Linked DNA regions of Homo sapiens: region 1 is linked to region 2. A link is a contact called in ENCODE Hi-C or POLR2A ChIA-PET data. All regions are on one chromosome and are shown on one strand. The core of a region is the stretch at or near the end of the contact, and the rest is flanking DNA. Distances in the headings are between cores, read along the strand shown.

Region 1 (5,442 bases), core at 2,837-5,336, 520 kb after region 2:
AAAGTGCACTTGACATTATAACTAGAACAAAGTAAGGGCTCAATAAATAGCAGCTTTTATCATGACTTCAACTTCATGGAGGTGATTTTGATGTGAAGTAATGCTCCTCCTAGACAATGGGGTAACTGGGACAAAGACTGAATCATTTAACATTCACTGTTTTCAATCTATTTTTGCAGAGCCCTAATTCTAGTTAGCGATGAGGAAACCAGTGTATCTGTGATTCTATACTTTTACATTTTGGGGTTTAAATACAATTTCAGAATGTATTTGCCACTTAAAAAAATGTATGAAAACCAGTGCTTTAGAACTGCATCCATAATTTGGATCCTTTGTGATCGGTGTGTCAGTTGCCTATGTGATAGTTCCACCTTTCGCCTTCCAGGTTCATCCAGGACACAGCTGAAATGGCCTGGGAGGCACTGCTTGCATGGCCAGGTGCTAAACTACCATTTACAAATTGTGGCCCACCGAGAACACCACCAAATCCAAGCTGGAGAACACTTTATGATGGCAATGCTTGACGTCTACTTAACCTCATTTGTGTCCTATTATATAAAGACACAATAACACTTTAGAGATAAGGAAAATAAAGCATAAGGAACAAAGCAGTCCAGTGTGAGGATGAATACTGCCAGATGGGAATATAAGGCAGGCACATTTATAAGTATTAAAAGCTGTAAGGAAGCATTTTACTTTCGTTTAGGTGGCTTGATGTCCTTCACATTCTCGGCATCAGCTTGATATTTCAGTGTAACATACAGTACTGCAAACAACATATTTGGTGTACTATATGCATTCAGTTTTCACTTACACAAAACACCAGTTATGGAACACTTCCTGAAACAGAATGGTGGCTTAAATCAAGGCACAGCTGTATAGCTGGTACTTCCCTGGAAGAATCTGGCTTTGAACTAAGAGAAAACCACAACCAGAATGGCTCATGAGAATTATAACAGGTAGGGTAGACCCTATAGTAATCAAAATCATAATAAAGACACTAGAGTATCTTGTGTTCTTGTGTGTCCATTTTGGATTGAGTAGAAAAAGAAGAGAATCAAAAGCTGAAGTGAGGAGTCCTAGCGCAGAGGAGGTAGTGGTGGTGGTGGTGGTGAATATCTATTCTGAACAACTTCTAAATTTGTATCCTTATTAAATATGCCAGATATGTCCCATTGCTACTTAAAAATCACTAATAAAAATATATGGAGTCATGGCTGGGTGCAGTGGCTCATGCCCGTATTCCCAGCACTTTGGGAGGCAGGAGGATCACTTGAGCTCAGGAATTCAAGACTAGCCTGGGCAACATAGCGAGACCTCGCCTCTACAAATAAATATATAAATTTTAAAAATTGAAAAAAAAATTCTCTCTCTCTCTCTGAGACAGTATAACACCCTTCTTTCCCCTTGGGCTTTCCATATCCCTGGACAGATGGAAGACAAGAACGGACTGTCTTAAACTTCCAGTTTCTGTGTTTACACAGTCCTAGGAAAAAGAGGACTCTAGAACTTTAGGTTTGAACCTAGGCTTATCGTTAAAGTAGGAGACAGTTAAAGTGGGAGGCGAGGCTGGGTCTAATGGCTCACGCCTGTAGTCCCAGCACTTTGGGAGGCCGAGGCGGGAGGATCACTTGAGGTCAGGAGTTCGAGACCAGCCTGGCTAACATGGTGAAACCCCGTCTCTACCAAAAATACAAAAATTAGCCGGGCATGGTGGCATGCGCCTGTAGTCCCAGCTACTGGGAAGGCTGAGGCAAGAGAATCGCTTGAACCTGGGGGGCGGACGTTGCAGTGAGCCAAGATCACGTCACTGTACTCCAGCCTGGGGGACAGAGTGAGACTCTGTCTCAAATAAATAAATAAATAAAAGTGGGAGATGAGATATGATCCTTTAGAATTCCCTAAATCTTTATTTAGAGACAATCTGAAGCACTCCTGAAATGTGTTTGGGGATACAGTTTTAAGGGCCTTAAAGACTTATAGTGATATTCAGCTTATATGCTTCTTAACTTTTTAGTTCATGAACCTCTTTGAGAATCAGACAAAAGTTACAGACCCTCAGAAAGTTATGACTAACCTTCCCAAAATAAACATTCACACTTACACAATAAACTCAGGGGCTTTAGTTGCTGCCAAGAAGCCAGGTTAAGGCTTACTGCCTCATATCCTTCCAACTTAACAAAGGCAATAGTGATAATCACTTAAAGATGAACAGTTTGATGTGAATGAACGTAAAGAGTTGATGGAATACTCAAGAATTCAAGTGCGTCTAGAAGGGACAAAGTATTTGTGATATTAGTTGGAAAGAGTGGAAGGGAGGGATGCTCAACTGGGCCAGGAGCCTGGCTTAACTGAGCCACTGGATTACATGACCAATACCCACAGTACACTGGAAACTAAAGGCTAAGTAGGCTGCTACTAGTGCGCCAAAATCATCTGCTTCATTCAGTTGTCCTGTGTCCTGGGGCCAGTTTTGTGTGATTACAAACCTGCTTATGTCCATATTTTTCAGTGTCTATATAATAATGTAATTAAACCTCATGTTAAACCTATGAAAAATCACTGCATTAAAAATTGTTTCTTCAGGAATACTGATTTTTAAAAAATTGCTCCTATGAAAACTAAGTCAAATGTTTTGGAGAGACATAACGCAAGGAAGAGTATGCATTTTAAAAATTGTTGAGTTGGGAGTGAGCAAGACAACTGTAAAAGATTGAGCGGTGGGACTTAATCTCAAAAGTACTCTGCACTCAGAAGTGTCTAAATTCATACTTCACTTTAAATAAAGCAAAACGGGAAACCAAAGATGATGAAAGTGCCTGAGTGGCTCTCAGACTGCACACTAGAATTACCTGGGAAGCTTAAAAACCAGGCCACCCTCCTTCCCATTCAGGTTCAATAGTCTGTACTGGGGTCCAGGCATCCAAAGTTTTTAAAAGTTCTCAGGGTACAGCCAGGTTTGAGACTCCCTGTGTAGTTAATACTGGAAAGAGAATTGGGAACTCTGAACAGCAGTCTTAGACACAAAAACAGTCTCACCACTACATCAAAAGATTGGTGAAATGGATATACTTTTAATTATAATGTTTAAGATATGTATGCATTATCTTTAAAATTCCCAATCTGGCTTTTTCAATTACTACCAACTAACCGAATCATGTAATATAAAAGGGCTTCAAGTGTATGATGGGAAGGAGGTTCACATGACAAAAAAAAAAAAAATCTCCTGATAGGGGCCCACATTACCAAACAGGTCTCAGCTTGAGTCTTCTTTCAGTTTAGGAGTCTCAGAATAGGACGCAACACTAGGAACCCCAGAGGACTCAGGTTCTCAGTTTCCTGGTTGGTTCTCTTAGTATGGCTGGGTACGGGAGTCAGAGGGGCAGTTTCTTCTAAACCTTTCATTCCCAAAGGCCACTGATCCCCAGAAGCAAGGCCAGGTTCTGCACGTGTGTTGAGGTCGCCAGGAGGTAGCCGTGGGGGTTGGGGGTTTGTGTGGCGGGGGGGCCTGGGAAGGAAATGTTTCTCCTATCCTCCATTTCACAGGCAGTCCAGAAGGCTCCGAACTGGGTCAGGGAACAAAAAGTTATTGCACTTGGGACGATAAGCCCCATGAGGCAGGCGAATCTCAATCCTACTCTCGCCAAGGGCGCCCCAACCCAACCTTCTTGCCCTCCCCTACACAGACACTCACCCTCCCCTAGTTACAACAGGGGAGGGAACCGAAAAGTCCAGAGGAGAAAAAAGAGAGAACCGGGCCACTTCGAACCTAGAATTATCCCCCCACCAGCGCGGGGATGGGGCTCCAGAGGTGGGAGACCGTACACGAGCTGGGAGGGGAAGTCCAAGGGGCTGGGGATCACTCACCGCAGTCCAGCCCGGGCGGCGGCTCCCAGCCTCGCACCATGGGCCGGGGGGAAGTGGGGGAGAGGGCAGGGGGCCTCCGAGTGGGAGTGGGGTTGCTGCCCGGTGCGGCCGCTCCGAGCCCACCCCAGCGATGGCCGAAACCGGGACTGCCCCCCCCACCGTCCCCGGGAGCGCGCCGGTCTACCCAGCCCTGCTCGAGCAAGTTGGAGGCGGGGCGGATGGGTGGGGTGGGCGTCCAGAGGCGGTGCCAAGGTGGCCCGAGTCCTGATTGGTAGGCGCAGGCGGGCGGGCACGGGCGAAGCGCACTGGGCTGGCCATTGGCTGCGTGGGTCTCGGCTGAAGTCAGGTATTGGCTGCGTGGGCCTCAGCTGGGGTCATCTATTGGATGCGTGGGGCAGGGAAGATGTCCCCTGGGGCCAAGCTGCAGTGCATGGTACCTCCCCCTACCGTCGACCTATCGGCGCCGGACCTTTGGAATACACCGGACCAGGATCCTTCCGAAATTCCCCAAGGAGGGATACTGCACTTTGCTGAACTGTCTGGACCGCCAACAACTCCCAATTTGTTTCCTTCTGAAGGAAGCCCTCCAGGAAGACCTTTTCAGTGCCCCCTCCGGAGCCATACAAACGAGCTGCGCCTTTCCCAGCCGAGAGCCCAACCGCCACCAGCAGCGTCAGCTGTAACAAAGCGCCTAAAGCAACTGGGAACTTGTTCTCGAGAGGGATCAGATGTCTTGCCACCCGGAAAGACGAGGACCTTAGGAGCCTGCGGGCGACTTAGGCCGTTCCCCGGGTCAAACTGGCACCAGACAGATGTTCCCAAAGACGAAGTGCTGGAGCAGTCACCTCATTGGGACCTACCAGACCCTCAGGCTCCCCTCCCTGCCCTAGAAAAGAGGACGCGGAGCTCTCCATAGTATTTGTTTTTCGCTAGCTAGAAAGGGATGAAGACTGAGGTGGGAGAATGACTTGATTTCAAGAGTTCGAGGCCAGTCTGGGCAACATAGCGAGACCTTGTCTCAAAAAAATTTTTTTTAACTTACAAAAAGAAAGGGATGCCAATAAAATGGACTTCAACAAAGCAGTATCCCACACAGTATGAAGTTATGGGCCAAAATTTGTATTTTAGGATTCCCCATCTTCTGTGAGACAGAGTAACAAATGTAAGAAGACAGGCTTGCTCAATTCTGTTTGGCAACATAATTTCACAAAGCCTCTGACTCTGACGTCTCTGGAAAGATCCTTTGAAGACAAAACAGGATAGGGCACACAGTCCTCTATGTCTCTTGCCTGAGTCGCTATATTCCTTAAAAGATAAATGGGCTGGGCGCAGTGGCTCATAAACCTAATCCCAACGCTTTGGGAGGCCAAAGAGGGAGGACTGCTTGAGGCTAGGATCCAAGACCAGCAAGGGCAACATAGCGAGTCCCTGTCTCTACAGAAAAATTTAAAAATTAGCTGGACTTGGTGGCATGCACTTGTAACTACTCAGGAGGCTGAGGCAGGGGGATCATTTGAGCCCAGGAGTTGTAGGCTGTAGTGAGCTATGATTGCACCACTGCACTGCAGCCTAGGC
Region 2 (5,985 bases), core at 1,368-3,867:
CACGCTTGGCTAATTTTTGTATTTTTAATAGAGACGGGTTTCACCATGTTGGCCAGGCTGGTCTCAAACTCCTGACCTCAAGTGATCCACCCACCTCGGCCTCCCAAAGTGCTAGGATTACAGGCATGAGCCACCACACCCGGCCTAGTATTTTTTTTTTTAAGAGATGGGGTCTTACCATGTTACCAAGGTTGGTCTCAAACTCCTGAGCTCAAGCGATCCACCTGCCTCAGCCTCCCAAAGTGCTGAGATTACAGGCCTGAGCCACCATGCCGGCCCAACATAACTTTTATATGCACTGCAAAACAAAAAAATCCCTGTGACTCACTTTATTATGATATTGGCTTTATTGTAGTGGTCTGGAACCCAACCCACAGTATCTTCCAAGTTTGCCTGTACATTTTAGCTATCTATTATTAAACAACTTAGTGGCTTAAAACTACAATAATTTTATTTATTTGCTTGTAATTTTGCAATGTGGGCTCAAATAGCCTTTCTTTGCTCCACACGCAGTCACCTGAGGTGGCTCCAGTGGGCTGGAGAATCCACTTTTTAAATGGCCTTCTTCACGTGGCTGGCAAAAGTTGGTGTTGACTGCTGGCTGGGAGTTCAACTGAGGCTGTTGGCCCAAACCTCAGTTCTTCTTCACATGGTTGGTTGGGCTTTTCACAGGCAGTAAGTCTGAGAAGTCAAACTTCTAACACAGCAGCTGGCTTCCCCCGAATGCAAAAACAGAAGCTATCAGGCCTTCTTAAGGCATAGTCCCAAACTGGCATAACATCACTTCCAACGCATTCTACTATTGATTAAAGCAAGTGACAGGCCCAATCAGACTCAAGAGAAGAGAACTCCTAAAGGTGCAAATATTGGGAAGCCTGGTTCATTTGGGGCCACCAAAGTAGCAGTGTACTGTAAGATAGTCACCCTGCCAAGTGTTCTGTAGCTGTATATTTGTAATTACTTCTAATTGTATTGAGTTTTAAAAGTAATCTCTAAAAAAAAATCAGTGTTTCCATATCAAAAATCTATTGATGTTTATAATAGCATCCAACATATGCAAGTGTTAGCTCATACCACTAATTATTACTAAATCAGTATTATAGTTCTTTGCCTCCTATTTTCGCCATATCTGTCAGGTACATTCATAATCGTTCCAAATGAGCAGTCACTGAAATAATTTCAGGTTATTGTATCTTTCTGAAACTATAATTTGTTGTTTAGAAAGTAATCTGCATATTGAGAGACTTTGTAAGGGTTCAAACATAATCAAACTCCACCTTTCTGACCAGTAACTTTTTTCCCTGAAGATGAATGCTTTTAACTTCAAGAAACAGAACACCCAAGCAACAGACTTAGAGTCTAAACAGTAAAGACCTTTAATCATCTTTTTTTTTTTTTTTTTGAGATGGAGTCTGTCGCCCAGGCTAGAGTGAGGTGGCTCCACCTCGGCTCACTGCAACCTCCACCTCCCGGATTCAAGCGATTCTCCTGCCTCAGCCTCCCTAGTAGCTGGGACTACAGGTATGCACCACCACGCCCGCCTAGTTATTTTGTTTTTTTGTTTTTTGTATTTTTAGTAGAGACAGGATTTCACCATGTTGGCCAGGCTGGTCTCGATCTCTTGACCTAGTTATCGAGACCACCTCAGCCTCCCAAAGTGATGAGATTACAGGTATGAGCCACTGCACCCGGCCAAGACCTTTAATTAACTTACACAACAAAGTCTGGAGATAGGCAGTTCCAAGCATGGTACAGCAGCTCAATGATATCATCAAGTATTTGGGTGTTTTCTATCTTTGCCCTCAACCATCTTCAGCACGTGAGTTTTTCTTTCCTTTTTTTTTTTTTTTTTGAGACGGAGTCTCGCTCTTGTTGCCCAGGCTGGAGTGCAGTGGCACAATCCCGGCTCACTGCAACCTCTGCATCCCGGGTTCAAGTGATTCTCCTGCCTCAGCCTCCCGAGTAGCTGGGATTACAGGCGCCCACCACCACGCCCGGCTAATTTTTGTATTTTTAGTAGAAATGGGGTTTCACCATGTTGGCCAGGATGGTCTCGACCTCCTGATCTCGTGATCCACCCACCTCGGCCTCCCAAAGTACTGGGATTACAGACCTGAGCCACCGCGCCCGGCCTGCACGTGAGCTTTTCATCTGGAAACTTGTCCCCTCATGGTCAGTCCTCACACCACCCCACTTACAGAAGAAAAAAATGGAAAGGTGAAGTCTCCTCTGGAAGCTTCGTCTTTTTATCTGGGAGGAAAATATTTCCCAGAAGCTGCCTTCTTTTAATTTCTGTCAGACTCTAGACTACCCTCAAATTTCACTGGACCTGCGATTACAATATTACCTAGCAATAAGAATCAAAAGAATCGAACATCATTGAGTGGGAAAAATCCTCTGCAAGTACAGCCAAGCCTTTTCTGAGGCTATTTTTAAACTTACAAATCAGAGGACAATCGCGACATTAGAGGAAAATTACCCAGGTTTACGCCATCACTAACGATGATAGCTTACGATGATAGCTAACCCAGCTCTTCAACTTCCTTTCAATCTCCAGAAAAGGCTCTCTGCGTGCTAATGGTAACGTGGCTTTACAGATTTTTACCCACTTCAAATATGGCCGCCAAGCTCCGTTCTCTTTTACCGCCTGATCTGCGGCTACAATTCTGGCTTCATGCCCGCCTCCAAAAGTGCTTCCTCTCGAGGGGTTGTGGTTCTTACTGCGCAGGCGCAAAAGCAAGTCCTCTTCCGGGCAAAATGGCGATGGGACTAATGTGCGGACGCCGGGAGCTTCTGCGCTTGCTACAGTCCGGGCGTCGGGTAAGGATGCCCCGGGGCAGAGCACCGGGATGCTGCCCTGACCCAGTGAACCAGGCCCCAGGACAGCTCGTGCTAGGGGTATCAGCAGACGCTGACCTGCTCACCGGGACCTGAATGTCATGACCTCGGGTCATGTGAGGACGCGCTAGGGTTAGTCCCCGACACTATGGGCCCAGCAGCCCGGTGTCAGCTTCTGGAATTGGCTTGGCTCCTGGCGAGAGCACCTCGGCCTCGTTCTCAGGGCCCTCCGATGTGGGTCTGCGATAACTGAGATGCGGGGAACCCAGGTTCGAGCTTCGCTCTGCAGGCACCACCCGCTGCATGCCTTCGGGCTAGCGGTCTGCGCGCGGTGATAGCAATGTCCTCCCCTGTAGTGGCCGAGCTGCCTGCTTCTTGGGGAGTTAGCATAATGAATCCCGTTTGCACCCACGCGAGGACTTCTGCTCCCGGTAAAGGGGCTCCATCATCCTTTTACACGCTCAGGTCCACAGCGTCGCAGGGCCCTCGCAATGGCTTGGGAAACCGCTGACCACACGGCTCCTATTCCCAGCAGCCCCGTGCTGCTGTCGCCCACACTACCTCTTCCTTGCGGCTTCCGGCCCCCGCAGCCTCAGTACCTCTGCTATCTCTTTTGCAGAAGTCCAGGTAAGAGGCCTTTCGTTCCTGCAATATTAGGAGTGGTGTTTCCTGGTTGGTTTCATATTTTGTTTTGTTTGGGAGCAGGGGGAATATGGAGCAGAGTTCTTGTCCACGCTCCACACAGCTCTCCAAAATGATAGCATCTCTGCTTAGGATGGATTTTCAATTCAGTGGGGAAATGATTGAAAGTACAACAGGAGAGATGTTATATTTGGTTTTCTGAGCTGTTTTAAAGAAAAGCAATTGTTTCATGTTAATATATGGCAAAAATCATGATAGTGATATTCAAATGGCTGAAGTTTGGAAAACAGTGATAAAAGAAATAACTTCCCAGCATGAAGGGAAGTCATGGATTCTTACTCAAAGTAACTTCTCTTCCTAACTATTGATAAAAATGAGATGTCCTTTTTAAGCTTGAAATCTGCAGACACTAGGCTAACCTGGAAGAACAAGAAGTAGAGAGAACAGAACCCAGTACTGGTTATTATAAAAAGATCTCACTTGCTTTGTGTTCGCTACTGAATAAATATAATACAAGGCTTTCTTTCACACAGGTTCAGGCCCCTCCTGTTGTTGCTGCAACTCCCTCACCCACAGCAGTACCTGAGGTGGCTTCTGGAGAGACTGCAGATGTAGTCCAAACTGCTGCAGAGCAGAGCTTCGCTGAACTGGGGCTGGGGTCATACACCCCAGTGGGACTGATCCAGAATTTACTGGAATTTATGCATGTTGATCTGGGCCTACCTTGGTGGGGGGCCATTGCTGCATGTAAGGGGAATATACCCTGGACATGGGTTAGGGATTTAACCTCATAGATGGCAATTCTTTGAATGGATTCAGGAAGTAGTTGCAGAAGCTCTGGGGTCAGAAGAGCAGATGATTTCAAATGAGCAATAGAGGTTCATGATACCTAGATGCACTCTGCCTATATTTCTTAAAGAGCATTATAAAACCACCAGATCATCTGGGATTCAAGAAGTGTAGATATTTGAATACAAACATGGGGTTAGAGTCAGGGGACCTTATTAACAGTCATGAAGCTATCCTGGTTTAGAACAGAGGTTCAGGTCAGGCACTTAAACCCCTAAATTGGGAAGCCACTAGCATTGCTTTTGTAAAGGCTAGAACTCTGCTTTGAATTATGTGTCTTTCTGCCACGTTGCTCCATCAATTATCTTTTCTCCCCTGTGTCTTCAGCATTTCCCTCCTCACTGCCCTACCCCGAACATGTAAACATGCTCAGGCACACCCATGTGTTACCTGGGGGAAGGTTTCTTCCCTTCATCCTTAGTTCCCCTTCACTTACTATCCTATCTTCTTCCTTTGATGGCTGTTATTTATTTTGTTGTTGTTAATTTTTGTGGATACCTAGTAGGTGTATATATTTATGGGCTACATGAGATGTTTTGATAGAGGCATGCAAGGTGTAATAATCACATTATGGAGAATGAGATATCCATCCCCTTAAGCATTTATCCTTTAAGTTACAAACAATCCAATTACACTTTTATTTTATTTTTTATTTTATTTATTTTTTTAAACGGAGTCTTGCTCTGTCACCCAGGCTGGAGTGCAGTGGTGCAGTCTCAGCTCACTGCAACCTCCACCTCCCAGGTTCTAGCGATTCTCATGTCTCAGCCTCTCAAGTAGCTGGGACTACAGGTGTGCCACCACACCTGGCTAATTTTTACGTTCTTTATTTAAAAATATGCTATTATTACTGACTATAGTCACCCTGTTGTGCAATCAATAGTAGATCTTATTCTAACTTTTTTTTACCCATTAACTATTCCCAACCCTGACTACCCTTCCCAGCCTCTGGTACCTTCCTTCTACTCTCTGCCCATGATTTCATTTGTTTTGATTTTTAGATCTCACAAATAAGTGAGAACATGGCGATGTTCGTCTTTCTGTGCTTGCCTTATTTCACTTAACATAGTGATCTCCAGTTCCATCCACGTTGTCACAGATGACTGGGTTTCATTCTTTTGATAGCTGTTACTTAAAAGACTGCTCTGCATCCAATTAGCCTACTTCTTTCCATTTACTCCCTCAGCCGTCTGGCTTTTACTCATATCACCTCATTCGAACTGCCAGTAACATAATTGCTAAATCCACTCCTGTCAGCTTTTTGTTTGAGGAAACAAACAGGATTCCTAATCATCTGCTTAGAGAAGTTAATGCCATACTTTTGTGATGCCAAATTAGAGAACTGAGCCTTAAAGCAACTAATTCATTCCCCTGACCTTATTTCTGGGCCTCTTAGGCATGAGTCATAGAATGGACAAGGCAAGAATAAGACCCTTTCAGTAAGGACCTAAAAGCCTTCAACCTTCTAGCTGCAGAACTGCTTTAATTTCACTCCAATCCTAGTTTGTATTTTCCAGGTACAGTCTTTGCCCGCTGCCTGATTTTTCCTCTCATCGTGACGGGCCAGCGAGAGGCAGCCAGGATCCACAATCACTTGCCAGAGATCCAGAAGTTTTCCAGTCGAATCAGAGAGGCCAAGTTAGCAGGAGACCATAT

The links. A loop is a pair of places that touch in the nucleus more often than their neighbours do. ChIA-PET counts read pairs that join two places held with the same protein, here RNA polymerase II (POLR2A). Pooled maps may share reads with other maps.
Region 1: a loop to region 2 is called in a pooled map, with 24 times the contacts of the local background. The contact joins the promoter of HOMEZ here to the promoter of OXA1L-DT in region 2. A Hi-C loop is called at or near these places in 11 of 50 pooled maps. POLR2A ChIA-PET finds 5 or more read pairs at or near these places in 2 of 52 experiments (CD4-positive, alpha-beta T cell and activated CD8-positive, alpha-beta T cell).

Annotation. Positions count from the first base shown.
Region 1 is chr14:23,282,046-23,287,487 of GRCh38, forward strand. It overlaps HOMEZ (homeobox and leucine zipper encoding), which reads right to left and starts at 4,087. Exons shown (of 2, transcript NM_020834.3): 1 at 3,868-4,087. The coding sequence starts at 3,907. RefSeq lists a silencer at 3,817-4,226 and an enhancer at 4,317-4,596.
Region 2 is chr14:22,763,945-22,769,929 of GRCh38, forward strand. OXA1L-DT (OXA1L divergent transcript) reads right to left here and starts at 2,618. Exons shown (of 3, transcript XR_001750638.3): 1 at 2,480-2,618. OXA1L (OXA1L mitochondrial inner membrane insertase) reads left to right here and starts at 2,744. Exons shown (of 10, transcript NM_005015.5): 1 at 2,744-2,820; 2 at 3,304-3,465; 3 at 4,014-4,227; 4 at 5,847-5,985. The coding sequence starts at 2,758. RefSeq lists enhancers at 1,339-1,902, 1,903-2,465, 2,466-3,029, 2,623-2,852.